Regions from separate parts of the Mus musculus genome. Here all the other regions are linked to region 5. Evidence: chromatin loops called from intact Hi-C (ENCODE). Cell type or tissue: heart. All regions are shown on one strand.

Region 1 (5,000 bases), 130 kb before region 5:
CCCTGTCACTCATACTGCTATTTCTTCCTAAGGCCCTTGTATCTAGAGTCAAACCAATGTTTTGAACAACATGCAAAAAAGAAATACCAATGGAAATCCCTCCACCCCCCAAAAAATGCACTTTAGGTCCTTCTATTTAAAAGCATTATCATAAATGACCAGAAAGTTAACATACTTCTGGGACCAATATTTTCTTTCTTTTGAAAAAGAAAGAGAGGGGGGAAGGGAGGGAGGGGGAGAGAGAGGGAGGGAGGGAGGGAGGGAGGGAGGGAGGGAGGGAGGGAAGGAGAGAAGGAGGGAGGAAGGAAGGAAGGAGAAAAGAAAAGAGAGAGAGGTTATAAACGTTTTGAGATAGCATCATATGACGTAGCCCAGGCTGGCCGTGAACACAAGAGAGACTACTGACTCAGATTCTCTGCCGAGATTAAAGTTGGCACTCTATACCTCACTAGGGATCAAACCCAGAGCTCTATGTATACTGGGCTAGTGCTCTACCTCGGCGCCATCCCCTCCACCCCACATTGTGATAATTTTACATGAAGAGGCCAGAGACCATGTATAATAAAAGCACAAGATGATTGTTTTGCTTCCTCTGCGCTAGGGGATCGAATCTCGGATCTTGATATGCTAAGCCAGTGCTCTGCTATGTAGCTATCTCCCGGCTGTAGGGCTGTAGGACTGGTTATTAGAAAAGAAGTTCTGTTTGACTGACTTCTGAGTCAGGCCAAATTTGTGTCTGTACATACGGGCCTCCCAGAGGACCAACGGGGAGCTGCTGGATGCAGGAGGGCAGGAATGTGCTTAGGCAAGACAAGCAGGGCCAATTCGGAGTGACTAAAGCTCTCCTCCCAGGCCGTATCCTTCTAAAGGGCATTTGGCTCCGATGAAGGCCAAGCCAGACAGCAGCAGCATGATATTGTCCTTCAAATCTACATCCTCTTCTGGGTATCTTACTGAAAGTTTCTCTCACTGTAAAGCAGCAGATACAACCCAGGGTTCTGTAGTAGCAGAGTGTGACATAACCTGTAAGGCCTGGGACATGACAGCAATGGCAAGACATGACAGAATGAGTGAACCTGCAACCTGACAATCACAACAGGTTCCTGGACTTCAGTTGACACTAAGAATCTACAGCAGTCCTATTTGTCCCATCCAGGTTCCAGCCTGACCCCACCCGGCTTAGCTTCTGAGATCAGAGCAGATGAGAAACTCTCTGAGTAGCTTGGAGCTTGAACGCTTCAGCCCCACCATTAAGCTGAATAGCTAACGCCTGTCAAGGACTATCGTGTCCACCTCTGTGCTGAGAATAAGATTGTCTCAGAATCCTCCAGACATGTGGCACGGCGTGACATAGGTCCACCCCTCTTTTGTTGTTGGGGAAACTGAAGAACAGAAAGGTTCACATGTTCATCATAGATAATTAGTCAGACAGGAGGCACAGAGATCTACTGAGTTCTTACATGGGCTTCTTCATCAACAGTAATCCCTGGGAAAATGGAAAATGTCCACTGTTCTTATTCTCTGGGTGGCAGTGGAGAACTGTTCACTTTTAATGTTTTTTTTTAATTTATTCTTCTCTCATACAATACATCCTGCCACACCCTCTCCTCCCTCCACATTTTTTTTCTTTATGGACAATTCTAATTCATTTTTTTCCTACTGCTGAATTCCTCATTTTCCTACCTTAGTCAAATATAACACTTTTGTTAAGTCAGAAGAAAGGGTACGCGTCTTCTTTCTTGCCCATATGCTTATTAAGTAGACAAGATAATTGAACAAGTAACCTTTTGCCATAGTTTATATTTCCCCTGAAAACAGAGGCCAGTACACCCACCACAGTTAATGATCCTCAACTGGGCCATCTGCCAAAGGTCCCAACTTTAAAAAAAAAAAAATTAAGGATCATTAGGGCAGATTCATCCCCAGGGGCATCAGACAGTGATTTGTTTCTTGGATAAGTTGAGTAAGTGAACCACTTCCAGGTCTGGTTGGAAACACCTGGGTCTCCCGCTGCTCTGCCTTTAATGGCACACAGGGATAGGAGAGGGCCAGGAGGAGAGACTCTGAAACAATTATCAGTTGTGTACTGAAAGGGAAAACCGGGGCTAGCAGAGTCAAAACAACAGGCGTTTGGGGCTGGAGGGACTAGGTAGGAAGTAGGCCTGGCAGCAATCATCAGGAAGACTTCCTGTTGTTAGAGAGCTGGGTGGGAGGCCACTTCTTTATCTGATTGAGGACCATTCTGCCTGTATGCCTCTACCAGCCACACGCAGGGCTCCCAGTAGTCCTCAAACACAATGACCCGGTCACTGTGAGAAAAACAGAGCAGGTACCAACCTGCCATGCTGTCCTAACTGTGTCATAACTGCAGCTCCCAACACTACAAGGACACCCAGGGCTCCATGCCAACAGCTCTACAAAACAGGCTTAGTAGTCGACTAAGTCGACCTATGACTCCATCCTGACTCTCTATGTGTAAGGTATTTTTGTATGCTAAGCCCACCAAGACTTCTCGGCTGATGTGGACCTCTGTACATATCTCTACACTGGGGATAGACTTCAGAGACATGTCATAGGGAAGGGATGAGGCCATGAATGCAAAGTGCCTGAGACACGAGCTGACATGCTTTCAGCGTTCACTGCTAGCTCTTTTCTTCAGTTAAAAGATAAAGACTAATTCTGAAAGAATCTAAGATCTCGACCTCCATGAAGGGGGGGGGGGGTTCCTCTGTAATAAAATGTCAGCTAGGCGTTGCCACAAATGACCTCCTGTAAGACCTGTGATGATCCATTTTACTTTAGGGAAAGATAATTATCCTTCCTAATTCCTCTACTGGGAAAAAGCTGAACGGTACAGAACGACTCTCAACTCCCAATCATGAGGCCCGCAGGCCTTTCTGAAGGCACAGAACTATAGACTGAATACACACAGTGGCTTGAACCACTGGCTAAGCATGTCATCATGCATGTCTCTTGTGCACTGCTGGAATCCAGCAAAAAAAAAAAAAAAAAAGTCTCCTCTGGAAGCTCACAGCTCCTGCTTAAGTACACAGCAATTACTGCTGTCCCCACAGGGAGGCAGCCACCTCCCAAAACTTTTCCTTCTCACCTGTCTTCTGAAGTTTCAAAGGCTTCTAAATCTGTGAGGGCTGCATAGCTCTCTCACAATGGCTTACCACTTTCCTTCCACTCTGACACAGTATGGTCTCCAAAGCTCAGCGTACAGGAAGACAGAAGGCTCCGGGCTCAAAGCACCAGCACTGACTCCCAGTTCTGCGAGTTACTCAGTGTAGGAATTCACAACTTCCCTAAACCCTGCTGTCCCCCGCTCTACACTATATACATCTTGAGGTTTGGGTACATGACTGTGACAAGCACCAGCAATGCCCCTGGTATAAAGCTGTGTCACCATCTCTATGACCTACAAGCGCCACCACCCATCACCACCCCCGGCTGATTGCTGCCTAAGGCACCTGTCAGAACAGGATTTTTCCAGAATAGCTGGCCAGAGTAGAGGATAGCTGCCCTGGTGCTTCTGCACACTGCGGCCACAGCAGCCAGATGGAGTTCCCACCCCCTGTGTCCGAGCTTCTCACTGCCTAAGAAATGGGTAAAGAAAAGGGGGTGTTTGGCTGCACTCCTAGGGACAGGGCAAGAACAAACACACAAACACAGAGATCTACTCTAAGAACAGAGCAGAGGGAGTGGCACTCAGTGTCCATGTTGTTCTCTGCCTCCCAGATACTCTCTGTGTGCTCTGCTGGCCCCTTTGCCTAACTAGGATCTCCACAGATCTGTCACTGGCAACAGCATCTAGGGTTCTGCTCCTGGTTGCCCACAGCATCATCACAAGCTTTACGGCATTCACAGTCACCTGCCTAGCTTCAGTGAAAGCAAGCCCTTCGGCTCTCAGTTCAATCATTATTCCCACGATCACTGGGTGAAGACAAATCCTTCTGCAACTTCCACAAACTCTGCCTGTGAGATCTTCTCTCCTCAGCTTGCTTCTGTCACAAGCTCACATCTATCGGTGTGATGCTTGTCTGACACCCTTGAGGGATAGGCAATTCTAGAGCTCTGCTCTCTACACAACTGTATCTCCAACAGCAATGCCTTGCATACAGTAGGTGCTCACAGAATAAGAGTAGGTGCTGTCAGATGAAAGACTGAAGAGCTTGGCTTGAACATCCACTCCTCGTGATTTTAAATCTCAACATTACTAAGCCCTTCATTTCTCCTAACCTCGCCTCGCTTCCGTCAGTCTCAGCCAGCTTCATTTCTTTTTTTCCCCATTTTCACTTGTGTGTAAGCCTGTGGGGTGTGTGTGTGTGTACATAAGTTTGAGTATGTGGGAGCACTGTGAGGGCACACATATGCATGTGTGTACACATCCACAGATGAGGTTGACGTCAGGAATCACCATCAAGCCCAGAGTCTCCAGGATGTCTAGTCTCACAAGCTGTGCCCAGGGATCTTCTGTCTCTATCTTTCAAGGCTGCAGTTGTAGGCAGGTGGCTATGTGGGCTCCAGGAACCTGAACTGCCATCCGTACCTCCGAATGGCAAGCACTTTAACTACTAAGCTATCTCCCCAGTCCCAAATACCATTTTTCAACTTATTTTTTTATTAATATGCATGTATGTGTGACAGCTTGTCCGCATGTGTGCTACATGCGTTTAGTGCCCTCAGAGACCAGGAAAGGGCAATGAATCCTCTAGGGCTGAGTTCCTGGCAGTCATGAGCTGCCATGTGGGTGCTGGAACTGAAACTGGGTTTTCTGCCAGAGCAGCAAGTACTCTAACCACAAAGCCATCCCTCCACCCCATATTTCATTTCTTTCTTTTTTTTTTTCATTTTAATGACTTATTTTTATTTTATTCATATTAGTGTTCTGCCTGCTTGCATCCTATGTGTGAGAGTCTCAGATCCCCTGGAACTGAACTTAAGGACAGGTGCAAGCTGCCATGGAGATGCTGGGAACCAACCCGAGTCCATTGGAA
Region 2 (5,000 bases), 120 kb before region 5:
GATGGAGAGGCCGGAGTGATTCATTTGGAACATAAAGAACTTCCCTTGCTTAGTTAGAAGGAAATCTTGATGAGATTTTCTGTTCCGAATTGATTTAGTCAAGAGCAGATTGTGCTTGCCCCGTATACTCATGCAATGCACACATCCATGAAAGAAATGGGGAAAGAAAGAAAGGAATGGAGAAGAAAACCACTGCAACAACTAGTTGCCAGGCAAGCCAGAGGCCACAGGACAAGCTACCAACATTCCACAGGTAAAACTAAAGCGGTTTAAGCTCTCCAATTATTCACGTAGAGACACACCTGACTCCTTCAAACCTGCTCAGGTGCCGTGATGTGAATGACCACGCTATACTTCAGATATGAGCCAGGCCTAAGGCTGCACGGAGACACTGGCTTTCCTCTGGTTTTCCTTAACTGTCCTGATTCAAGCTTTCAACACAGAGCTTTCCAAAATGAATTCAGCCCAACGTCAAATCCTCCTACAAATACCTACAGTCTTTTATCCCTGCCAATGGCGCTATCATTTTCTTCATACATCAAACTAAGAATAGCTTGTACATTGTTGGTAAGACATAAATAAGTTAATGCATTAAGATCAATATGTTTACTATTTTTCCTAGCATCTCCCCCCACCCCCCGCCCAGTTCTCCATAAACTTAAACACAAGCGGTACACATTACTGCCCGGGCTGCCCAGTGACTTCATTCTGTATCTTGGTTTCTTTACCCACATCTAAGGTCTTCTGGGATACAGCTCTGCAGCTGGCTTGCTACTACCTAATGGAACAGCCTCATTATTTTTAGGCAAAAGATAGAGAAGAGTCTGTGGACCAGTTAACCTCGTCTGTAATGTACTTCAAAGAGAAGGCTGACCCCAAGCTTTAATCAACATAGACTTAAGTCCACAGAAGAACTAGCCTTCCCTTCCAAATGTTTCCCGCTCTGCCAGTATTCCTGAGGACCTTATCAACAGGAAACAAAAGCATTCTACTACCATAATGAAGTATCTGGCTTTTATTCACTAATTAGAAAAGCCCAAAGATTGTAGCCCAGGGAACAGCTAAATATTTAGGACATTAAAGAAGTTACCAAGGACCAGCTGCCCACAGCTCACCACCCACCCCTATTAACTTGTTGTTTACTCAATTCCCAGACATTTTAGGAAAACAAAAACAAAAACAAAATCCAATGGCCAAACCTGAAACCATAGTGGCACCTGTACCTACAGAAGCTTTATTTTCTAGAAACGGGCTGTGATGGTTTTAAATATGCCATTATACTGACAGAAATGCTGCCTGCCCTCAGCTCCTCATCCAGGAACAGGTCCCAAAGCAAGAGAAGCCCGCTGGGTTCCTTGACATTCAGGTGGCTCCAGTGAAACCCTGGAAGCGACTGTAGTATTCTTTAAGCTCTTCCTTCCCGTTTTTAAGTTCTCATTCTTTCAATTTGTCACTTTCATTTCTTGCAGCCCAGCCCATTCTGGGTACAGGCATGCCCACAACCGAACAGAACAAAGTGACAGTTTGTGAAAGGGAGGGGTATCTCACTCTTGCTTAGGGATCTTGGCAGATGAAAAGTTCTGCATCTTTGGGAATTAAACTAATGAGGGCTCCTCTCAGGCTGGTAAGGGACCACCCACTTTACAGTCCCTTTAACTGCACGTTGTGGTCGCTTACCGACATCTTCCCCACCCCACCCCCCTCACCCCGCCATGCTTCACTTCTGAGCGACCTTCAAAAGTGGCTGTCACTAGACCTTTACTCACCCAAGACCATGACCAATTTTGACCACGGTGTCTTTCTTTTCCCTACTTTACCTCTATGGCAGCTACAAGAGGACTTAGAAAATGCTTAGGACAAAAACCCATTTTTGACTACAGCACTCGGCTCGCACACTCACCTGACCCAGGTCAGGCACTCTGTAGCCAATGGACGCCCAGCCAAGGATGCAAATCCTGGTCCCTTGTAATCAGCTCCTAAATATTTAACAAAGAAAGAAGACTGAGTAGGGGATCTCGCGAGGGTCTATCAGAAATTCTCAAATCCAAGTTTTGACTTTTATAGCCTCCGCTTTTCCTGCAGATCCCACTCCCCTCCAAATTTAGCAGCTAAGTCGGAGGGATCTCTTTCCCCCAAATAAAAGCAAACCCAGCATGCTTATTTCCCGTCAGTAGCTGGCCAGAAAGATCAGACACGCAGAAACTTCGAACACGCCGGATGGGGATTGAAGGTGGATGGAAGTAAGGGACGTGTTGAGATCCCAAAGCACTTGTTTCCCCGCGTGGAGGCCAAGTATGTGAAACCCGCGTCCTCATTGGGCACGAGCTCCGTCCACACTTCTTTCCTCATCGCCCCCCCCCCCCTTCCTCCGGTTTTCTTCCTTTTTTTTTTTTTTAACCCACGGGGACCCCCACGCATGCATTATCCTACCAGCTGAGCAGCGCAACAGGGCTAGCTACATTTTTAGAAAGATTATTTCCTTGAGCGAACTCATATGACCCCCTCAAATACCCCCCCCCAGGGGGAAAAAAAACTATTTCCTGCAGACACTCCAACCGTTTCCAACTTGGGGGAATGCCATTTCAATACGGGGAAGGAGGTTGAAACCGGTCACTAGAGTCGAGGACGTTTGGGGTTACTTAAGCCTGAAAAAAAATATATACCTCCCCCCAAAACTGTTCACAGGGAAAGAAGCCCCAAAATACACGCCAAGTGCATGCAAAGCCACCAAAGCCACCAAGAACTCCCGGTGATCAGGGCAAAAACTTCTGCGCACGGGAGCTAGTGCCAACTCCCCGCGCCCTCTGCCCGGCCCCAGCAGCTACCTTGGTGACCGGGGAGCCACGCCGGTTTGGGGGATCAGGACCAGGAGAGGGGTTAGCAGCCGCTGGGCAATCCCATGTCCGCGAAGAGGGAGCTCGTTCCGTTAGGATGGGAGCGGAACACCCACACCTCCTCTCGGCGTGCGCTTTCTCTCTCTCCACCCTCTGCCTCCACCTCCTCCACCACCACCACCTCCTCCTCTCCTCCCACCCCGGCAGGCTTGAGGAAACGCTTCAGCAGAACATCCACATGGTTACTGCACTTTAAAGCAGCGCCCGACCGCTTATATAGGCCGGGAAGCTCCCTGGGCAATGTAGTCCGAGTCCCAGGTCGTGCCGGCGCCTGGGGCTGCGCAGAGGGACTACAAGTCCCAGAATCCCCTGGGCTCCGGGGCTGGGTTCTAAATAGACTCCCGCGCGCTGACCAGGGGTGGGAGGGGGAAGAGGCGCCCAGGCTGAAGGCTCGGGTTGCGAACTTGTGTCTGAACACCGGACTCCCCAGGTTTGGCAAGCCCGACCCACTGGGTATGTCCCCTACCTCTGTGAACCCTTCTCTTTTGACTTGTATCTTCCCTTCCTAAAGTCAGGTGTCACTAGGGTCCGGAGAGAGAGGAAGAGCTCGGATTACTGCTTCGGGAAGTTTTTACAAGCTATTTACCCACCCCCGCGCGCCCTGTGTCCTGGAGCCAAGAATTTCAGAAATCCGAGGCACAAAAACGCCAGTGTTTGCGGTCAAGGATTAAAGAAACAAGTTTGTCTTTATTAAATCTGGTCTAGTTTTTTATTGGATCCTGCTAGTGTCTGCATGAAAAACTAAGTCTGGAAATGGGGTGGTCCCTGCTATTGAGGATGCGGGGTAATCGTGTGAGAGCCCTTTTCTGAATTCGAGCTGGGTCTGTCTTTCGTCGCCCGGTAGGAGGTAAAAGAAACGCTACCCTGACGAGTGAGCAAATAAAGGAACCATGTTGTGACTTGCTGATGTTGTGATCGCGAAGCAGGAAAGAAATACAAACCGCGACCTCGGTCCTGACCCCGCTTCTAAGACCCCTATGCTCCTGGAATCTGTAAACGCTAAAGTAAATAAACCGCAAACCAAAAAAATAAGGGCTTCAGAGAAAACTGCTTATACTAAGATGAGTGCGTCCAGGCGAGGCGTGCTGCAAGTCTTCAACCCAAGCCTCTGGGCTGAAATGGATTTCCACACACCAGAAAATAGTGTAGGCTCCAGGCTGCAAAGTGCATAGAACTTTGGTCTTGGGAAGAAGAGTTTGCATCACAGGCAAAGTTATCCTACTGTCTCCTTCCCCATCCCACCCTACAAACTAGACTGCACGTATTCATTCCACAAACGTTCCCCGGGTGTCATCTGGGTGCCAGGCCAGGCACTGTGCCAGGATATGAGAGCGCGCCAAAATATATCATAACATCCTAAATGGGGGTCTGTCTGCTACCGCTAAAGACCTGTTAACAGTAATCCTTGTAATGAAAACAAATGGTTCTACAGAGCTCAGCCTACCTGCTTTCTGTACAGCATGCTATTGAGTGTCACTGATTCTGGGTTTGTAACCTCTTTGTATACAGCAGGTATAAGGCCAAAGAACAGGACAAGCCAGGTTAACTTTGGTCTCCTTTGCAACTCCAACCTGTACCTATACTAAGCACTTGCCCATTGGGACCTCCATCACCACCTCCTTAAAGGAGCCCCTCCTATTTTAGGAGCAGCCTCTAAGCCCTTAGGCAAATCACCTTGAACTCTTTACCCCAGGTTTGCCATCTAGAGAGGGATTCAATACTCATTAATGTTTGCCTGTTCTCTTTTCCTATTACGTGATTCAACAGCCTTGCCTCCTCTCGTGAAACTTTAAGAACAATAGAGGGCAAAATAGGTAACAATTATTGCATATTTAGTGCTCAACCTAACCATTAGGGGCATCACACGGGTGCGTCCTGTGGCCCAGGCATTGTTTCTAAGTAATTTAAGTAGATCATTTCAGCGATAGCACATGGAAAGCTAAAGGCATGCAGGTTAAGTTATATCCAAAAGGCACCGTTGGCAATCTAGGAGGCAAGTGGGGATGCTTCAAGCTGCCTGTCTGTCCTCGGGAAAAACCCCAACTTGTCACCACAGAGGAATCCACACCTTTCATATCTGTTGTTTTTTCCTTTCCCCGATAAAAA
Region 3 (5,000 bases), 640 kb before region 5:
ACTGTCTTGATTCTCCCAGTAACTGCTGAGAAGGGCAGCGGTACACCCATTCTACAGGCAGGAAGACAGAAGTGCAGAGAGGTCAAGATCTTGCCCAAGGTCACTCAGTAGACAGTTGATGAAACTAGCGTCCAAGCCTGTATCTTCGGATTCCACATGGTTTGAAGTGTCTGGAGTCTGCCTCTTGTTGATGTTCATAGCTTCTGAGCTCCATGGTTTGAAACACTCCCAACCTACACCGCAGAGCCATAATTACTGTAATTGCTCGGCACTTTGTGATATTCCCTCCAAGTTACCTGCAGCCCTCTCCCAGGAGAAGGAAACCATCTGGGAAGATTACAGAAGCCCAGATGTTGCCAGGATCCAGAATGGAGAAGCAAGAACTAACATTATTTTTTCCTCCCAGCATTGTCAGAACTAATGCTTCGAGGTCCCTCCCTGAAACTTAAAGCCGAAATCAGAAACTTACTTCACTCTCTGTTTTATTAGCTTGGAATAGGCCCAGGACAAAGTTAGCCAATCAAAGAATTAGAGAGAACTGCAACCAATTACCCTGAAAAATATGCTAAGCCCGAACAGATTTACTCAGCTCTGCTTAGTGGGTGGCTTTATGGGAGGGAGGCCAAGATTTATCATCTGCTTGGCTTTGCCTTTGATTATTCATTGACTGGGAGGACTTTCTCACCACAAGCTGATACTGTCTCCCATCTCAGAAAGAGGGGGTAAACACGGAACACCACACTGATTCATTCCAAACAGAGTGTTTTTAAGAGGAGGGGACTTGTGGGGCTCATGCATATTCCTTGTTTTTCCTTCTGAAGTCACAGCAGGAGATTAATGAAAACTTTCAGTGCTGGGTTGAGGGGCATGGGTGGGAGAGTTTACTCTGATTCCATCAGGGGTATTCACCCAAGGCATAGTTCTTGATTGCCTGCTATAACTCGGGTGCAGTGGTAGAAACTCCTTCTAGTGGTCCCAAATCAGCTGTCACAAAATTTCACAGGTAGGGATGTACAGATGAGGAAACCGATCATGTTGTGCAGTATAGAATACGTTAGCTGTAGTTGTCACAACTTAAATTGTGTGTGTGCGTGTGTGTGTGTGGTGTGCTGGTGAGTGTGTGTGTGTGTGTGTGTGTGGTGTGCTGGTGTGTGTGTGTGTGTGTGTGTGGTATGCTGCACACTCACTCAAAGGTACATGTTTGCACATTTTTGAAGTTCAGAAGTCAATCTTGGATGACATTCCTCAGGAGCTGTCCACTTTAGCCTTTGAGATGAGGGTCTGTCATTGGTACCCAAGCCTACCTAGTTAGGTTAGGCTGGCTGGCCAGCAGGCTCCAGGCACTGGGATCGCAAGTGTGGGGCACCACACTCAGACTTTTAATGTTGGTACTGGGGATTAAACTCAGGTCTCCCAGCTTTCAAGGCAAGCACTTTACCAACAGAGTCCTCCCCTCATCCCTTCCAATCGGAACAAATAAGTGAAAAGCAGCCACAGCAGCCACACGGCAGCTGTTATCAGCCACACACGACTAGTGGCTGTCGTGTAGTAGACCTTGCAGACGTGGACCACTTCTGTCATCCAGAAAGTTTGCCAGACTGCGTCAGAGTCTAAACAGTGTTTCTCAGTCTGTGGGTCATGACCTCTTTTGTGTCAAACAACCCTTTCACAGGGGTTGCATTAGACTGTTGGAAAACACAGGTATTTGCATTACGATTCATAACAGTAGCAAAATTACAGTTATGAAGTAGCAACAACTCTACGGTTGGGGGTCACCACCACATAAGGAACTGTGTAATAGGGTGGAAGCTTTAGGAAGATTGAGAATCGTTGCTCTAGGACCCAGGAGACTTGCTATTGGCTGAAGCAAAAATGGAATTGAAATCCAAATCTCGCCGGGCATGGTGGCACACGCCTTTAATCCCAGCACTTGGGAGGCAGAGGCAGGCGGATTTCTGAGTTCAAGGCCAGCCTGGTCTGCAGAGTGAGTTCCAGGACAGCCAGGGCTATACACAGAAACCCTATCTCGGAAAACCAAAAAGAAGAAAAAGAAAGAAATCCCAATCTCAATGTGAGTTCCAAGTCCTAATTATTCCCATGATTCTGCCACACCCACGTCATCCCTGGTCTTTCTACGAAAGACTGCAACCTACTGGGGAAGCAGCGTTGATCTGTATTGCATGGGAGCTTATACAGCTGCCCTTCAACCGACAGTGGGGTTCGTCCCAAGGGACCTATTTCTATCACAAACATACAGTTGGACATGCAGTAACATACCTGACCTACTGAACATCCCAGCTTAGCGACACAGGACACTGGAGAGTCTCAGCTGTTTGTCATGGCCACCAGAGTGTATCTTACCACATATAGCTAGCCCTGGGAAGATCAAAACTCTAAGTACAGTTTCCACACTATAGCTGGTTTTTGTTTTTGTTTTTTTTTTTTTTTAGCTTTTTTTTAACCCTTAATCAAACCATTGTAAGTTCATGGGTTTATTTCAGAATTGTAAGTTTGTGCGTATATATGTAAGTCAAAACATTGAAAGTGTGTGGGTGTATATTCTTTTTAATAATTTTTATTTTTTTTTAATTTAGGGTCATTTGTTTTATGCGCATGACTTTTACTTGCGTATACATATATGTGCACCACATATGTGCCTGGTGCCATAGAAGGTTTGAAAAGAGGGGTCAGGTCCCTTGGAACTAGAAGTTTGGATAGCTGTAAGTCACTGTGTCAGTGCTGGGAACAGAATCCGCAGTGTTACAGGAAGTAACTGACATTGGTGATGGGAACCAAACTCTGGTCTTAACCACAGCCCACTTCTGTGTTCTTGATGAACTAAGACTTGCTTTGTATCCTAAAGAGCATGCTGTAAAAATGGCTAGAGCAGACCACCAGGTGGCGTCCACAGTCCATGTCTCAGAGACATGAACGTGTACCTATAAGAGATACTCAACAAAGACCCAAATCCCCGAAGTCCTTTCTTCTCACTGCCCAGAAACTTCAAAATGGTAGAAGAGGCACCTTCCTGTATCAGCTCCTACACCTTTAATCTATCATTAAATAACTATATAGGGGGTGAGGACGTAGCTCAGTAAGTAGAGTGCTTACCTAGCATGTCAGAATCAGCCTGAACTCCTAGCACCGCTTAAAAAGCATCTGGGTGGCTCATGTCTGTAATACAATACTGCAGACAGATGCAGGAAATCAGAAATTCAAAATCATTTATGCATACAGAGTGAGTTAGAGGCCTGCCTGGGCTACATGGATTTCTCTATTTAAAAAAAAAAAGAATATGGATGTGTTATATGCATGTGTATGTATAGTCTGTGTATATAATACACACATATATAATACATACATACACATGTACATACATATGTATGTACATACATACCTATATACATACGCATTTGTGTTTTCAAATACATATTTTATTTTATTATTTTTTGCAATACTGTCCATAGAAAGCAGCACCTCATTCACACTAGTCAAATGCTCAACCACTGAACTAAAGAATTCATCCAAAAGGGACTGTCCTTTCCCTGACCTCTCTGCCAATGTCACTTATTCTTGTTTGCTTCTCTTATCTCTATACATAGAATAGCCAGCCAGCCATAGCCATTCAAATCCTAGACACTGATTTACCGACTTCTTCCTTGCCTAGAGCAAGTACACACACGCATGCATACACGCAAACATGCACATGCGTGCACATACCTCATACCTCAAATTTCAAAAATCTGATGGGTCCACTTCCATTTACTCCATCCAAGCTGTCATCCTCTCGTTGTCGAGTCACTGGCACTAGCTCCCAGCTGATCTCCAGACTTCATTTTTCTCTAGTTCATTCTCCTTTGGTACCCAGAGAAGTCCACTAAATCAGAACAAGTCACTTTCATGGCATGGGCCTTGATTGCACATGGTGGCTTTGCTTGCTTGGCTTGTTTGCTTGCTTGCTTGCTTGCTTGGCTTGCTTGCTTGCTTGCTTGCTTGCTTTTCTCCTGTTCACTTGCTTGATGTTGATCTCCTGCATGAAAATATAAGCTCTCAACTTTCACTGGAATTAGCTAGAGAGCTAGCAAGCCCAAAGTTTCAGTATACTTAAAAATTGGAGGAAAATAAGAGCTCCTATCTGCAAACATATTTTTTTTCCTAAGAAAATGGTCCCACTGGTGGTTTATTCCTTACTTCAAAACGTATTTGTCAGTTCTTGCCTTGGACTTTTCTGAAGAAACAAAGCACCCAAGACTAATCACAAAAGCAGCTACACTGTAAGAAGCAGCATGGAGAGCAGTATGGTGATAGAGTCTCATTGCGATAAACCTCAGAAATACCTTAAACCATCTCTAGACCTCCACCCTTCCTCCTCTCCCCAGTGGCCATGCCTCTCCAGAGAGAACACTTAACCAAATTGCTGATGGTCCTTGTTATAGGGAGAGAAGAACTTTGAAAACTCACCATGATTCCTGATCCTTGTAGGAAGTATGATTTCTCAGGAGATGATTGGGGGACATTCAATATAAACTGGGTGGCATATGCTTCTAACTCCAGCTACTCAGGCAACTGAGACAGGAGGATCTCAGAGGCCCACCTGAGCTACACTGAATGCTTATATGTAGGCTTCCCAACTGCTACGATCCAGCACCCACTCCATGGATGGATTGTCTTTTTTCCTTTATTTCAGATGCGGTCTCATTCAGATGTATATCCAGCTGTCCTGGATGTCCTGTCCCTATGTAGACCAAGTTCAACTTGGACTCATGATCTATCTGCTTCAGCTTCCTGAGTGCTGAGATTATAGATGTGAAACATCGCACCCAACTTCTGTTATTATTTCAATATATGTTTGCTGCAGGATATGATGACATAAAATCCAAAATATTATTAAACGAATAAAACCCTATAAAATTCTCAAGCAGTGAGTGGCAAAGAGACCCAGATAAAATCTTGCCTTGATTCTGAAGGCGCTTACTTGAACAAAGTACAAGACATTTGGC
Region 4 (5,000 bases), 310 kb before region 5:
TCTACCCCATCAGACACTCCTGCCATGATATGCTGCCTCACCGCAAAGCTTTGGGGAAAAAAAAATTAATCTTTTTTTGTTTGTAACTAAATTAGTCTGTTTTTTTTTCATCATATCAACAGAAAGCTGAAGAACACAGTGCCTAGATGGTGAGAGAAGCTCAGGAGCATTTTAAAGCAATAAAATAGTATCACCGACTTCATGTTACTTATTTTAGATGCATTTTAAACTTGATATTATCTAATGAATTCTGATCACCAGAGTGAGCAGGGAAATCAAACGCTCCAAAGCAGTAAAGCCACGCAACTACGAACCAGATGAATTAACCCAGGTCAGCGATTTCACCCTGGTGTGAGTGGCCCCCAGCATGTTAGATGTACCACAGTCACTTAGACCAAACTCTCCTTGAAGCACCATGTCCCAAGAAAAGCTCTGACCTCATGATTCTGCTGCTGCTGCAGCGTCCCAACAGCTGCACTACAGGTGCAAACCACCATCCTGAGCTAGCATCTGTATGTCCAATACTTTGTTTGCTTATTTAATTTACTTATTGTTTAACTGTATGCATTCATGTGTGTCATGGGGAGTCAGTTCTGTCCTTCTAGCATGGGAGTTCCAGGGATCAAACACAGGCCTACTAGGCATGCTAGCAAGTGCCTTTATACTTGAGCCATTTCACTGGCCCTAGACACTATATATTTTTTTTTTTTTTTTTTGGCTTTTTCAAGACAGGGTTTCTCTATAGCCCTGGCTGTCCTGTAGACACTATATTTTTAATTCACAAAAATGGAATGCCAGATGGATGTCAGCAGGGACGTCACCTCTATCCTTATTTATGACAGTCTCTTTGATGGTACAAAGACAACCCAGCTGTAATGGGTAGTGACAATAAATATCCATTTAACCCAGAGCACGGGCACAAGCCAATTGCTTTCTATGAGAAGACCTCTCTTTGGCCTCATGAGAAGAACTAAGTTTGCACTCCTTTTAAAGTAAGAGCATGCATACAGCTAGTGAATTAGATACTGACTTTCTGAATGCTTTTTAAAGTAGGGATTTCTTATCTCTATTCATGTGACATTTTTCTCTTTGGACATGCCAGGCAAAGGTGTATGGTGAGCTGCACCAGTCATCTGTTTGGGGCAGATAACTCATTCGGCTGCACTAAAGTGCATCGGAAAGGAGTAAAGAAAGAGGCGGTGAGAAATCTAAAGGGATTTCCATGGTGAGAGGGAACCAAGGCAAGTGCTAGAGGAGAAAGAGAGCCTGTTTTAAGAAAATGAAACAGAGGAATAGAATTTTCAGTTCCCCCCTACAAATGCGGTTCATGTATCTTCCCATTGTTGGGTGCGTGATACAAGCCAGATGTGTCATGCATGATCTCATTTGGACCTGGATAATAACTATGTGACATGGAAGTTACCTTTGTGTTCTAGTATAAGACAAAGGCTGGGCAAGGATAAAATTATCCAAAACTGCTAAGAGAGGCCAGCAGAGCGCTGACTCAACCTCTTCTCCCCATTCAGGTCAGCTGGGACTGGAATCTTCCGGAAGAACAGCCTGCCCTGCGCTCCCAACCACCCAGCAGCAAGCTTCAGTACTCATAGAGGTCAAGGGGACAGGGAGCCAGAGGAATTGGCCAAGGAACCTAGAGTCAGTTCCTATGGCTGTGGCTTCTGCTTAACCTCTGAGTTTATAAAGGGTCCCAATCGAAAGAGCTACCTGCCCCGAGTCCTTGCCCCTGGCCTGCCCCTGTGCTAAGAACTGCGCGAGTATCTCATTTAGCCTTAGAATGACCCTGTGAAGAAGGAAGGGGCATTATTATAAATGCTGAGCTTGAGACGAGACCCCTATAGTCTAAGTCACGGAGAAGTGTTCCTTGGTTAGTCAATTCACACGAACCAGTGTTTATGAGCCATCTGCTTCCTCCTGTCTGATACCTGGGCATATAAAGGTGACCGAATGAGTTCTCAGTAGTTGCCTCCTAACTGAAAAATGTGACAGGCAGCATGGTGACATCAGCTCACTTGACTTCTTAGCCAAAAGGACAGGGCTAGTCCTATAGTCTATTCATTGTTTGATTGGGTAAAGAGTGATACAGGGACTCAAGGATACATGTAATTTCAGGAGTTATCCACAAGGGGGCACTGCTGGAATGTGGTGGAACCTTTGATAGGTAAGGCACTGTGGAAGGGACATTGGGACAGTGGCTCCTTTTCATTTCTTTCTCCTTTTTCCCTTCCTGTCTTCCCTCTGCCCACCTTTCTCCCCATGCCTCCAGTTGCAGGCACCACACTGTAATGTGAAATAGTCCTGCAGTCCTACTTGGTTATGAATCCTATCCCTATCCTATCCATAACTGCGCCTTCCTCTGGCCTCTCAGCTCCTCTCTTGAACCATTCATGTTCCCTCCAGGCCCCGCGAAGTCCCTTCCCTGCCCCGGCTAAGACTTTATTTTTAATCTTTAGCCATTTTATCCTTCTGAGTCTCAGAGCTCAAGTACTAACTCAAAAAATTGGTAACTAGGTGCTGGTCGTTAATACCAGCATCAAAGGCCCAGCAATGTCTGAGACACTAGTCTGCAGACCGGTAGAGGCTGCCACATTTGAACCTCCTGCTGTGTGCTAGGTACTATACTGAATGTTTCAAATAAATATTGTATCTCATTCTCACAAGAGCACACCAAGTTGATATTATATTCTTGCCAGACATACACGATAAGTTCTGAGCCAGGTGTGGTGGCACCGTTGGGAGGTCAAAGCAGGAGGATCAGGAAGTCAAGGCCAGCCTTGGTGACATAGTGAGTCTGAGCCACCATAGGCTACATGAGACCCTGTTTCAAAATAGAAAGGAGAAAAAGAGAAGGCATGAAAAGGGAGGGGAGGGGAGGGAACAGGAAGTTCAGTGACCTCTCTGTGTTAACAGAGCTCAGATAGGACAGAATAGAGATTTGAATCCAATCTGTCTTGCTCTAAAGCTTCCAGAATTCTCCTCTTCCTCCCTGGAATTCACATTTACAAGCTGATACTTGGGCATTTCCCTGGCAGCTCAAATGCAGTGCATCTAACGCCAAATTCATCGGTCTCAGCTCTGACATAGGAGGCGGGAGGGAGAAAGAACTGAGATGTAGCTAAGGAGAAGACACGCCTTACAAAGGAACAGCACGAGAGGCTACACAGGCGTGTTCATTACCAATGAAAGGTTCAGAGATCTATCAGCTACGTCTTCAGAATTACACCTTGATTTCTGGGTATAAACTACACCTTAGGAGAGATTTGGAATATTTGTCATTTGAAGATTTACTTCTCTGGCAATTCTTGCTTATATGCTGGATAAATTTAGTCCACAGAAGGAAACAGTAGCAACCAAGGTGAGAAGCCATAATGTATGCCCCATTTAAAGCTGTGTGTGTGTGTGTGTGTGTGTGTCTGTCTGTCTGTCTGTCTGTCTGTCTCCAGGTACACATGTTCAACAGCACAGGTTTGGAATTCAGAGGACAATCCTTACAAGCTGATTGTCTCTTGCTACCCAGTAGATACAGGGATTGAACTCAGGTCGTCAGGCCTGTGAGCACGTGCCTCCACCTGTTGGGCCATCAGCCGACCCACGGCATACAGCTTATGGTTTTCAACACTGTTTCACTATCTCCTGGGGCATCACCATCTCGAATGTCACCTTCTACTACAAGAGAAGCGTGTCTGGCCTCATTAATCACTGTGATTTCCTGGTTGGCACTTGGTGTAAAAGTACAAAGAGATGATGCACCTGGCTGTTGTTAATGGGCTCTACTTCTCAAGAATGGATCGCCACTCTCGTGTATCCTTGGGTTCTCCATGTGCAGATTTATCAAGGACTGAAAATATCTGAAAAATCATCAGGTCTGTATGGAATTCATACACAGTTTTCCTTGCCCCTGAATAATATGGTGGGCCAACTACTCTCACAGCGGCTGCATGGCATGGCTCACTGTAAGTCGCTTAGAGACGATTTAAAGTCTGAGGGAGCATGTGGGTAGCTTCTATGCAACTATAACACCATTTACTGTTCAGGACTTAAGCACCCCTGGATTTTGGTATGTGAGGACCGAGAAGGTCCAAGAGCCAATCCCTACAGGTACTATGGGCAACTTCCCTTCTGCCCCCAAGGGCCCCTGACAGAGCCACCTTCCATTCTGGCTTTGCAGAATGGCTCATTTCCAGCTCCCTGCACATGCCTGGATGTAGACTGCAGATGCCCACATGAAAACTGTCCCTCGGGAGGCCGTTCTCACCTGCAGAGTGGTGCTCTGGTCTGAGAAGGGAGAGCTGAAGAAGGTGGTGACGATGCTCATCACGATTTCAGTGACGTACTTCTCCAGAATGGAGTCTGCGTGCTTCCTGTCGCTTGTGTTGTTACAGGCCTAGAAAAGAGACAGAGACTGGGAACTCAACTCGGTATGCAAGCCTACTCCAGAATATCAACAAATGACATTCCTCACGGGACAGAAGTAAAGATATGGAGGCCACAGTGTATAACAGATGATCATGAAGATTTCAGTGTGGAACAGGAAGTCACAGTGTATAATAGGTGACAAACAGGAAGTCACAGTGTATAATAGGTGACCACACGGGTTTTGGAATGAGAGATGCTTTGGATAGTATAGTACCTGTCCACTATTTAATCGTTCTGCTTGGAATAAGATTAGCCCTTTCTAAGGTTGGAGAATAAATTTTTAAACAAATTGAATAGTTCTATACCTTGAGTTACAAAAAAAAATCACTTATATTACAGATGAAATAAGAAATTACTAAAAAGAAAAAAGTAACAAAAGTATCAAGTATGAACAGACCCTTCCACTCAGAACTGTTCATGGAAGAAAATTCACAACTGGCTTTTACAGCATTTCTGAACAGGGATGACAGACAGTCCTATCATACTCACACACACAGACACAGACACAGACACACACACACACACGCCTCACCCTGCAGATGTCCACGAGGAAATTCTCAAACAACTTC
Region 5 (5,000 bases):
TGAACTGTTCTCTGAGCTGATTTGAGTTTGGTTTAGTTCAGCCTCATGATTTAAATGTATCCTTTTTGCTGTGATTACAGGTCCAGGATCTCCGTTCTAACTTCATCAGCTCCCACATTTAAAGGTTAAGATGTTGTTCAAGGGGACAATTAGGGTTTGGGAGAAAGGACTCACAGGGTACAGGGCTTTCCTAGCTCAGCAGTTCATGTGTTATGGTTTGGGGCTCTGAGCTTCTCCAGCATCATCAGGGTCAGTGAGTCAGCAGTATTTTCAACATTACTAGTAGTAGTAGTAGTAGTAGTAGTAGTCCCCTCCTCTTCCTCTTCCTCCTTCTTCATTCCTAGTATCACATGAGTGTACTATAGAATTTTCAAGAGACTTCATGGTATATAGCTTCTTTTGAGTTCTCTGTCTTTTTTAGGAGTGAGAACTTTGAGAGTGAATTCTCTAGGAGAGAAGCCAGGTCCCACAGTAACTACCTGTCTTTGTCTTTGAAGAACATGACTCACCCTTCTCCAACCCCTCTGAAGACAGCCCAGCAAGAACTGAGCACAAATTACTCTAAGAACAGCTTAAATGACCTTCCAAGAAGCTGCCATGCACGTCACATCTTCCACATAGCCTTTGAAACATCATGTGGTGCATGGACAAGTCTCATAGCTGGAATCAGTCTAATGTCAGACTCCCACAAGTGTTCCACATGTCAAGGAAGGTTTCTCAACATGGAAGCCTTCACTCGAGGGGACAATGGTCTGGGACCCTCTGTGTCCTTAATGTCTTCTCTTTAGGAGATGGCTGTATTACAAAGCCAGTTAGAAGGGCCAGGCTCTTGCAGTCTGAAGCACCCACTTCGCTCTTCCCTGCTGAGGTTTGACTTCTTGGTGCTATGGCTTCTGATTACTATACTTCGCAGCTAGCAATTTCAGGCACCTCCTAGGTGCTCAGGAGTGCTTAATGCCCATGATCTAGTTTGATCTGGAGCACAGTGGTGGGAGGAACTAGTTGTTTTGGGTCATTATTCCCAGTGGGCATGTAGGAAACTAGGACTCTTAAGTGTCTGCAAGGTGCCCTGGGGCAGCTGTGGGATGAGGTAGGCTCAGGACTTACTGTTTTTGTTGCTGCTATGGTATTGGATATTTGACTTTATTGTGCCTTTGGTGACGGGAAACATGGATGGAGTCTGAGAAATTATGAGGCTGAGCAAAAGGTCCGTAGGGAGAAACAGGCAGGAGGGAGGTGGCTGAGAACATTAACTTCAGGCTGTCAAATTCAATGATTTAAAATCTGGTCCCACCGCTTGTTAGATCTATGACTTTGACTGAGTTCACCAGCCCATTTATGGCTTGAAAAGCAAGTGAAAATATGTATAGATGACATAGAACCCAGGCTGGGCTGTTAAGGTCGTATAGTGTGATGTACGCATAGACCCTTGACTTGCCTTAAATCCAGTCCCAACTTGGAATGTCTCTGCTTTGCCACATCTCAGTTCCTCCAGTGAGTTAATAAGACATTGGAGGTTAAGACCATGGCATTTTTGGAAAGACACACTTTGAGCCCATCTTCCCCCTCCCTGCCAAATGTACCACTTATTTTTACAAATAATTAGATGACTCTCAAGAAAGAATTTGTCACCCGGGCAGTGGTGGCGCATGCCTTTAGTCCCAGCACTTGGGAGGCAGAGGCAGAGGCAGAGGCAGGCAGATTTCTGAGTTCGAGGCCAGCCTGATTTACAGAGTGAGTTCCAGGACAGCCAGGGCTACACAGAGAAACCCTGTCTCAAAAAAACAAAAAAAGAAAGAAAGAAAGATAAATGCTGGAAATAATGGCAACCACAGCATACATTGTCAGCTCATTTGTGTTCAAGTGCGTGAACTGAGTGAAACTGACAGAAGGGGCTGAAATCCATTCTGAAGAGCAAGGGGAAGAGTGTATTCACTGGGCTCATTCGAAGTCTGCAAAAGTGTACAGTTCAGTTGCCTGGTCTTTGTGAAACAAGGCTGACCTTTCCTATTCTCTTACCTCCGCTGCTGGGCTCAAAATGGAACATTGTTCCTTAAGAAATAGTTTGGGGCCCTTTGCTTCTGTTCCAAAACAGTTGTAAAGAGTTGAGTGATAGTGGTAGAAAGCCACCATCAGGGCAGTCACAATCACGTGTATAATCGTATTAGCGAAGGCCTTCGCTTCGGGACATATAAGGGAAGGCAAAGACTGGAACCCAGTGGCCATTGTTTGTGGTCTCTGAGCTTTTAGCAGTGTTTGTGGGCGGCAACATTTGCACTTCCTCCTGTGGCCACATTTCAGCTGTAAGGTGGCTGCCAAAAGTACTTTTATGTGTAACGTTCTCCCTCTAGTGGCCAGATGGGCTTTGTAGTTATTTATTTTATTGTTTTCTTACTGTTTTTTTAATAAATCGTCTGCAAATTTGAAGAACCTTTCATTTAGGGGTGCTGTGGATTTAGGGTTGCTAAGAGGAAGAAGCTAAATGAGATGGGGTACATCTTCTCTTGGGTCAATGTTCAGGTGTTTGTTTTTATTTGTTTATTTGTTTTTAGTTTATGTGTGTGAGTGTCTTGCCTACATGGGTGTGTGTACATCACCAGTGTGTTTGGTGCCCACCAAGGTCAAATCCCTTGGAACTGGAGCTCCAGGACAGTTGTGAGCACTTTGTGGGTTCGGGGAACCAGACTTGGGTCCACTTCTGGAACAGCTAGTGCTCTTGTCTGCTGAGCCATCCTCTCTCCTGCTCCAGCTGCTAGCTTTGTGAAGAATAGGCAGAAAGAGAGCTTTGAAATGATTCCTCATCTTTTCATTTGGAGTTTTGGAAACATTATTTTTCTAGCATCCCTTATTAAAGAAACTTGTCTTTGCAGTGGGTGGATACCATTATGGAGAATCACGACCAGTCAGAATGCAGAGCTGGGGAGCCTAGTCTCAGAGTCTGAATTTACTGAACATCCCCAAACCTAAGGCTCAGAGAACATGGCAGGAGAGGGGGCAGAAGGGTCACAATAGATACGAGAGTAGAGGGTTTGCTGGGAAACTGTGTCTTCCCATGTCAGAAGCTACACCCATAAAGTCTCACCAGCATGACTGCATAGTAATGTGAGGTGAGCAACGGACATTCCAAAGTGCACAGGGAAAGCCCACGGGGCCTCAGCTCTACAGGAAGAATATTGGAATGCTGAGAGCGGGAGAAATGCTCTTCCCCAGAGAAGAGCACACCAACTGCTTATCCAATACCAAAGGTCCCTGAAAACATACATACAAGTAGCATTATAGAGTCTGAGCAGGTTATATTTAGGGAAATAAACATATATGCATATATGCATGGAACAACAATTAATGAAAAATAGAGGCTATGTATTTGAAAAAGAACAAGTAGAGGAATATGGGAGGGAGAAAAGGAGAGAAATGATGTGATTATATTGTAATCTTAAGAAAGTATTATTAATAGCTATCAAGTTTCCCCCAGAAAAATCTGTATTTTAAAAATGTATCATATGTAATCAATACCTGGGGTAAAACTAGCAACTCAAAGGAGTAAGTAGAGGTTGAGGCAGGGAGACTGTTGATTTGAGGCTAGCCTTAGCTATGTAGAGAGACTTTTACAAACAAACAATACAACATAAAATGTTGCCCCACCCCCACCCCTGCTCTCTCTCTGGTGCTTCTCTTTTATTCTGTAAGTTCTGATCTTTCAAACCCATGGCAGTAGGTTATCATTGTCAATAGCCTCTTTCCAGATTATTCTATGCATTTATAAACAGTACTACATATGTATGCTAGTTTGGACAGAATCAGCTGATACACACAATTATGTCTGTGCTCATACATAGAAATGATGTGGATAGTATAAAACCTTGCTTTTATAAAACAAGATGGAGCTGGGTTATATAATTTGGTGAAAAAACACCCGCTTAACATTTGTGATGGTGTGAGAGTTTGATACCCAGCACTGAAAGAAAAAGAATCTTTAGATAATACTATATCTTATACAGCTTGTGACGGTGCTGTGTATTGCTGTGGGGATGGCTCATCTTTAAGTTCACTTAAGGTTTGTATTTATTTATTTAAGATGCATTGGTGGTTTGCCTGTATGTATGTTTGTGTGGGGATGGTTAGTAGATCTCTGGAACTGGAGTTGCAGACACTTGTGAACTGCCATGTAATTCTGGGAATTGGACCCCAGTCCTCGGTAGAGGGGACAGTGCTCCTAACCACTGAACCATCTCTCCAACCCCTCCTTCTTAAAATTTTAAAGTGCACCTTTTAAAATATTTCATTTTTAAATCATGTGTATATGCTTGTGTCTCTGTATATGCTTGTGTCTGTGTATATGTGCATGTGAGTATATGTGCTCTCAGAGGCCAAGAAGGATGGGTGGCATTCTCTGGAACTAGAGTTACAGGTGATTCACAGCTGCCATGTGATTGCTGGTAATCGGACCTGAATCCTCTGCACTTCTTAAACCATTGGGCCATCTCTCCAACCCCTAGATTATTGTTGTTGCTTTAAATTATGAGTGTGTGTCTGTATGAGTATGTGAATGCAGGTACCTGCAGAGGCCAGAATATGGTGTTACATCCCCTAGAGCTGGAGTTACAGGTGGTTTGATTCACTCGTCCTGGGCGTGAAACTTGGGCTCTCTGAAACAGCAGCTTTTAACCTCTGAGTCATCTCTCAAGCCTAGGTATAGTTCATTTTAAAACAATTGATTTGATTTAAACATTCCTTTACCCTAAGTATCTGCGTATTTTAAAAAAAATCTTCATTGTTAAAACAGCAGACCAGTTCTTTCTTATTTATCTTTGGCAATTTGTGGCAATATGTTGGTAGGATACATTCCTGGGGCCCATATGGTATATTAAAACACACAATTATTTTAATAGTGATGGATATCGCTAGCCTTGTGTAGCAGTTGACAGCACAGAAAAGGGTGTACCCATGTTATATGCCCCGACACAGGGACTCTGCTGTACTTTCTCCTACTTTGCGTCTGA
Region 6 (5,000 bases), 260 kb before region 5:
TTTCATAGGAAATTCAGAAGAAAGAAGACAAAGAAACAAACAAACAAACAAAAACTGGCAGGAGACAGATTTTAATGAAGCAAGAAATTGACAGCTGGTTGTCCTCAGAGCAAAAAGAAAATGCCCTCAAGGGAACTTTCAAGTTAAATTTCCTCGGAAAGTTGTCAATCTTTTATTAATCTCAATCAATTTTGAATAAGGAAGGCTTGGTGAATGGTTTTTAAGGCACTGGTGTCAGAGACCCTGATTTCTATAGGCTTACATATTTTCTTAACCATGTCCCAGCAGAGTGAACATCTGTTTATAAAGTGCCAACTGTACAAAACTATCCCGTCCACTGAAGAAATGGCTCAAGAGAAGTAGTTAAGGCAGGAGACAGTCTGCTTTCCCTCTACTTCCGACATGTTTGGTTTTTCCTTACTTTGTATTTCCACTTCTAGTTACCTTGGGAGACTGCTGTCCTACCTGTCTCTTTCCTCTCTTACCTCCTCCCGTCCCCGACCCCCTGACTTCCTCCTCCTGTATCCTCTCTGCTTTCCTCTCCCACTCCCTGACTTCCTCCTCCTGTACCTTCTCTGCTTCCCTCTCCCACTCCCTGACTTCCTCCTCCTGTATCCTCTCTGCTTCCCTCTCCCACTCCCTGACTTCCTCCTCCTGTATCCTCTCTGCTTCCCTCTCCCACTCCCTGACTTCCTCCTCCTGTACCTTCTCTGCTTCCCTCTCCCACTCCCTGACTTCCTCCTCCTGTATCCTCTCTGCTTCCCTCTCCCACTCCCTGACTTCCTCCTCCTGTACCTTCTCTGCTTCCTCTACCCACTTTCTTCTTGGACACTATTTTGAGTGCAAAGAAAAGAACAAACACAAACTGTGAACAAGGAGGATATCTGTGAATAAAGACAAAGTTCTTTCTAGCTCTCAGGGAACTCCCTGAATGGAACAAGCTAAATGGACTGACTGTCCCTAAACAGATGTGAACAGCCAAAGAAGAAATGCTTCAGACACCGGAGAGGAAAAAGCAAAGAAAACTGATGGACAAGCTAACATACCCCCCCCACACACACACACCCCCACACACAAACAAAGAGGAGAGATGGATGGATAAGATGAATGTAGGTAGATAGGTCATGTGTCTTTATCATGGCAACTGCAGGAAATTATCTACCCAATGCCAGGATGAGCGTATTTCTACATCCAGGTCAAAGAAAAGGAAGGAAATTTGTAAATGGGCAAAGTATTTGAGCAGATACTATACGAGAAAGGCTGCACAAAGAAAAGATGAGCACAAAGGAAATCAGCAACATCACAAGGGAGGGCAAAGGCCACGAGGAGCAGCACTGTCATATCTGTTTCAGTGGCAGCCATGGAAAAGAACAGAGAATCTTGAATGCTCAGGGAAGAATTCGAAAATACTCCCTCTGCTTTAGAAGACAGGTAGGCAACTTCATCCTTGTTCTCAGTTTCCTTTCTGTTTTGGTTTGGGTGTCTACAGCTAGCCTAGCTTGACTCTGAACTCATGGTAATCCTGCTGCCTTGGCTTCCAAATGCCGAAATTAGCAGCATGTCGTCCCCACTGGATTTGGATTGGCAATTTCTTATAACATTGATCCTATAGCCAATACAGGCTTCAGTTATCCCACTGTCGTGCATGCAAACACATGAAAACTTATGTCTAAGCACAAGTGTCCCTGAAGCTTTATGGATAACAGCTCCAAATTATAAAGAACTCAAAAGTCATCAACAACTGGCAAATTTACAGGCTGCATAGGCTGAAAGCTGCTCCGTGCCAGTCAAGGGAGAGGCTGGCCACCTATCAGCAGTCACCTATCCAGGAGCAAATGGGACGTACTCGGGAACAGGCTGGGGGACCTCGTATGGGCTATTGTTCTTCTGGTGCCTGATCCAGGTGCTGGTTCTTAGCTGAGTGGAATATAAAAAAACATAATTCTGTGTTTATGACTTGGGCATTCTACTATATTTGCCAAGGGCAGAAGGCAGGAGAAGGGGCATAGGTAACAAATAGAGGCAGAAATGCACTACACTCAGCGGGAGACGATGGAGGACAGCCCTGCCTTCCGTCATGCTCTCAGTCGAACACTCCTATCAGCCTCTTCCTTGGTCTTGCAAGCCTATTATTCCTCAGACAGAATCGCTGCTTTCTGTAAGCAGCTTGTTGACTGTGCCGACTCTGTCACTCAGAACACCTTTCCGGACTTCTCCCTGCCTGGGAGGAACATTCCCAGTGCCCCGCAGCTTTGGCAGTTGCAATTTGAAGCGCTGGTCTCCAGTGTGGTCATTTCCCCCTGTTCATCCCGTGTTGCTCCAAAAGCCAGGTTACTCAGTGTTGTGCCAAGCCTGTCTCATAATATTTCCGGGTCCAAGCCTTTCCCTTACATGGCAGGAACTACCCCACTTCTCTCCCTTCCACATGCAGATCATCTAGGAAACATCAGTCAAATGCTCGCTCTTTCAATCTTTGAAGGTCTTGTGACAGTTTAGCACTCGTATCTAATTCCTTCTCCTCACCCCCTCCAGCCAACTCGCTAATCTCCCTGCCTTCACTATCAACCCTCGCCCTTCCCCTCTGCCTTCCCTTTCCCCACACATTGACTTTTGCTTTTGGTTTGGGACCAGTGTACTGGGACACCCACTGTCTTTTAGGAAGTCTTAATCCTCACCCCATCAGTTCTTCCTTCCTTACTAAAACCTCCTGAGCACGGGGAACACCTCTCCAGTCACCCCAAAACACCTCTCCAGTCACCCCAAAGCTCCAGAGCACCAGGAACAGCCCTCCTGGCACCCAGGCCCTCCTGCTGAGCACACCTGTCTAGACGCTTGCTGCTTTTCTTTTTATGATTTGAGAATTTCACGTATGGGTATTGAAATTACATAATTTCCCTCCTCCTTCAACTCCTCCCTTGCCCCCGACTCTTCTCAAATCCATGGCCTCTTCTACTTTAAGTCTATTATTATTACTAGCCTGCTCATAGGTATAAATGCTTAGGATTGGATAACCTATCAGCTGGCTCATCCCTGGAGAAGACTGGATCTCCCCTCTCTCAGCAGCCACTAATTTGCCTGGAGCTTTCACCAAGGGGTGGGGTCATGTGGAACCCCCACCCCCATCCACAGAGGCACGTCAGCTTTGGTGTTTCCTCAGAGCTTGTTTAGGTAACCCTATTGTTGAGATTTTGGGAGTGCAGCTTACCCATCATATGCAGGATATATACATACACATCAAGCAAGAGAAAGGAAAGAAAAAAAATCAGAGGAGGACAGGGGAAGGTAAGAAAAAGACATTTCTGGTGACTTGGGGAAAGAATGTGTATCTTTCTCCGTAAAACCATGCAACTTCCGTCTGCTACATCACGGTGTGCTTGCTTCCCTGGGCCATGTCTACTAATTTTTATGACTATCTTGGTATGATTTAGAAACACAGCTGCTGAGAGGTTTAATTCTGAGCTCCATCACACCCCCACACACATACATACACACACACACACACACACACACACACACACACATCCCCAGTCGCTTCCCTCACCTCTCCTGCCTCACGCTTTACCTCCACAGCCCACTGCTCACCTCCACTTCCCACAGGGCTTTGGAACTGGTGGCCGATGTGGCTGACTGCCTGCCGGTGGTCCTCAGGAACACATGCTGCTTCTTCCGGTGCTCATCGCAGGTGAGAAACTTCTCTTGCTCGGCATGGAAGAGCCTCACCACATCACCCTGTACGTGAACACAAGATGGAAGGGAAGGGTTTGGGAAACGGGTTTGGAAACAAAGCCAACCTGCTACTCTGAGAAGCGCACGGTGCCAAGAAGAGTCGCACTTACTCCTTTGAGAATATCGTCTTTGTTATCACTCCATTTCATGAAAAGCACTATCTTCCAGCTTGTATTACAGTTGACGGAGTTGACCTAGAAAGCAAATCAAAGTTAATTTTTCACATAGCTCCTAGAATAGCCATGTCATATAGACCCAAAGTTCCTCCCAGGAAGGCCAGCTGGGCTTCAGTACAAACATCTTGTTATATATAGTTCAGAGAGCTATAGCGTCCCCTGAGTTTTTGTGTGTCTGAAGGCAGAGGCCCCAGCTGGTGGAGCTGTTTTGGCAGGATCTGGAATCTTTAAGAGGAGGGACCTAGCTTCAGGAAGTTGGTCTCTAGAGTGAAAGGCATTGAGGTGGATGGCCTGGCCTTGCCTCCTGGCCACTCTCTCTGCTTCCTTCCTATGGACGGACATACAGCCTGACTGGTCAAGCTGTTCCACTCCCATCCCTGTGTCTTCCCCACCATACATCTTAGCCACAATAAACCTTAAATTGCTTTATTTTCCCCAGGTATTTTGTCGATGAGTAAAGGCCATGAGAAAAGTCCCTAATACATCCCGAAGAAAGAACCTCAGAACGCACGTGGCGGGGAAGAACATTTGGCAACAAACGGTTCGTTTGTGCCCGTCTCTACACATGCTCCAAATCTGACCTGAAGCTCCAAGCCCTGGTTCCCTCCTGCCCCTTTCGGAATGCTATGTTTCTCTCCTCTAAGTCTCTGGCTCTGTAGCCACATGTATAAATGCCAAATGAAATAAAGTACTTATAAAATGGAATGAGATACTGAGGTAAGAACTGGTCCACTGCACACATTTGAAACCGCCAAGGTTGTCATTAACAGCAAGAGCAGCACCTCACGTACTCGCCAGCAGCACCCTAAGAAACTGGACCTCCTTTCAGACTGGGAACTGATGCACAGAGATGTTAAGTAACTCATCTGCAGTTCCAGGGCTCAGGCACCACGGGCTGAGATATGAATTCACATCTTTCACAATCCAGAGCTCATGTCCTCTCCATGAGACAGACATCGTATCATAAGAGATTTAGGATGCTGTGTCTGTAACTGCCCAGGGAGACACAGTGAGATTGGCAGATGTAGAGATGAAAATAAGAGACTGTAGCAAGGCTACACACAACCTGTAATGTAACCTCCTGAGAATTACCATAAA

What was found. A loop is a pair of places that touch in the nucleus more often than their neighbours do. Peaks named below come from ENCODE experiments on the same cell type or tissue, not always from the same donor. Only the 100,000 strongest peaks of a DNase experiment are listed, where the experiment ranks them.
Region 1: a loop joins it to region 5, with 4 times the contacts of the local background. A loop is called at or near these places in 7 of 42 quality-filtered maps.
Region 2: a loop joins it to region 5, with 3 times the contacts of the local background. A loop is called at or near these places in 12 of 42 quality-filtered maps.
Region 3: a loop joins it to region 5, with 4 times the contacts of the local background. A loop is called at or near these places in 18 of 42 quality-filtered maps.
Region 4: it touches region 5 in a loop (9-fold over the local background); 39 of 42 quality-filtered maps call a loop at or near these places.
Region 6: a loop joins it to region 5, with 3 times the contacts of the local background. A loop is called at or near these places in 11 of 42 quality-filtered maps.

Annotation. Positions count from the first base shown.
Region 1 is chr6:108,230,559-108,235,558 of GRCm38, reverse strand. All of the region lies in intron 2 of Itpr1 (inositol 1,4,5-trisphosphate receptor 1), which reads right to left. Among named protein-coding and RNA genes, the nearest start is that of Itpr1, 20 kb to the right of the region's middle. In heart, a CTCF peak has its summit at 3,072; a DNase peak (open chromatin) is centred at 2,168; H3K27ac peaks cover 2,326 bases.
Region 2 is chr6:108,211,179-108,216,178 of GRCm38, reverse strand. It overlaps Itpr1 (inositol 1,4,5-trisphosphate receptor 1), which reads right to left and starts at 3,083. Exons shown (of 62, transcript NM_010585.5): 1 at 2,826-3,083; 2 at 1,901-1,976. It overlaps Gm38872 (predicted gene, 38872), which reads left to right and starts at 3,261. Exons shown (of 3, transcript NR_167935.1): 1 at 3,261-3,324; 2 at 3,406-3,573; 3 at 3,739-3,923. In heart, no CTCF peak of the experiment used is centred here; DNase peaks (open chromatin) are centred at 2,278, 3,118 and 4,098; H3K4me3 peaks cover 3,910 bases; H3K27ac peaks cover 2,775 bases.
Region 3 is chr6:108,734,236-108,739,235 of GRCm38, reverse strand. No RefSeq gene overlaps it. Among named protein-coding and RNA genes, the nearest start is that of Gm35359, 5.4 kb to the right of the region's middle. In heart, a CTCF peak has its summit at 2,895 (motif pointing right); no DNase peak of the experiment used is centred here.
Region 4 is chr6:108,405,489-108,410,488 of GRCm38, reverse strand. Itpr1 (inositol 1,4,5-trisphosphate receptor 1) reads right to left here. Exons shown (of 62, transcript NM_010585.5): 34 at 4,964-5,000; 35 at 4,271-4,399. Among named protein-coding and RNA genes, the nearest start is that of Gm35165, 65 kb to the left of the region's middle. In heart, a CTCF peak has its summit at 2,145 (motif pointing right); no DNase peak of the experiment used is centred here.
Region 5 is chr6:108,095,959-108,100,958 of GRCm38, reverse strand. No RefSeq gene overlaps it. Among named protein-coding and RNA genes, the nearest start is that of Setmar, 33 kb to the right of the region's middle. In heart, a CTCF peak has its summit at 2,344 (motif pointing left); a DNase peak (open chromatin) is centred at 2,258; H3K27ac peaks cover 454 bases.
Region 6 is chr6:108,355,120-108,360,119 of GRCm38, reverse strand. It overlaps Itpr1 (inositol 1,4,5-trisphosphate receptor 1), which reads right to left. Exons shown (of 62, transcript NM_010585.5): 9 at 3,837-3,920; 10 at 3,583-3,729. Among named protein-coding and RNA genes, the nearest start is that of Gm35165, 110 kb to the left of the region's middle. In heart, no CTCF peak of the experiment used is centred here; no DNase peak of the experiment used is centred here.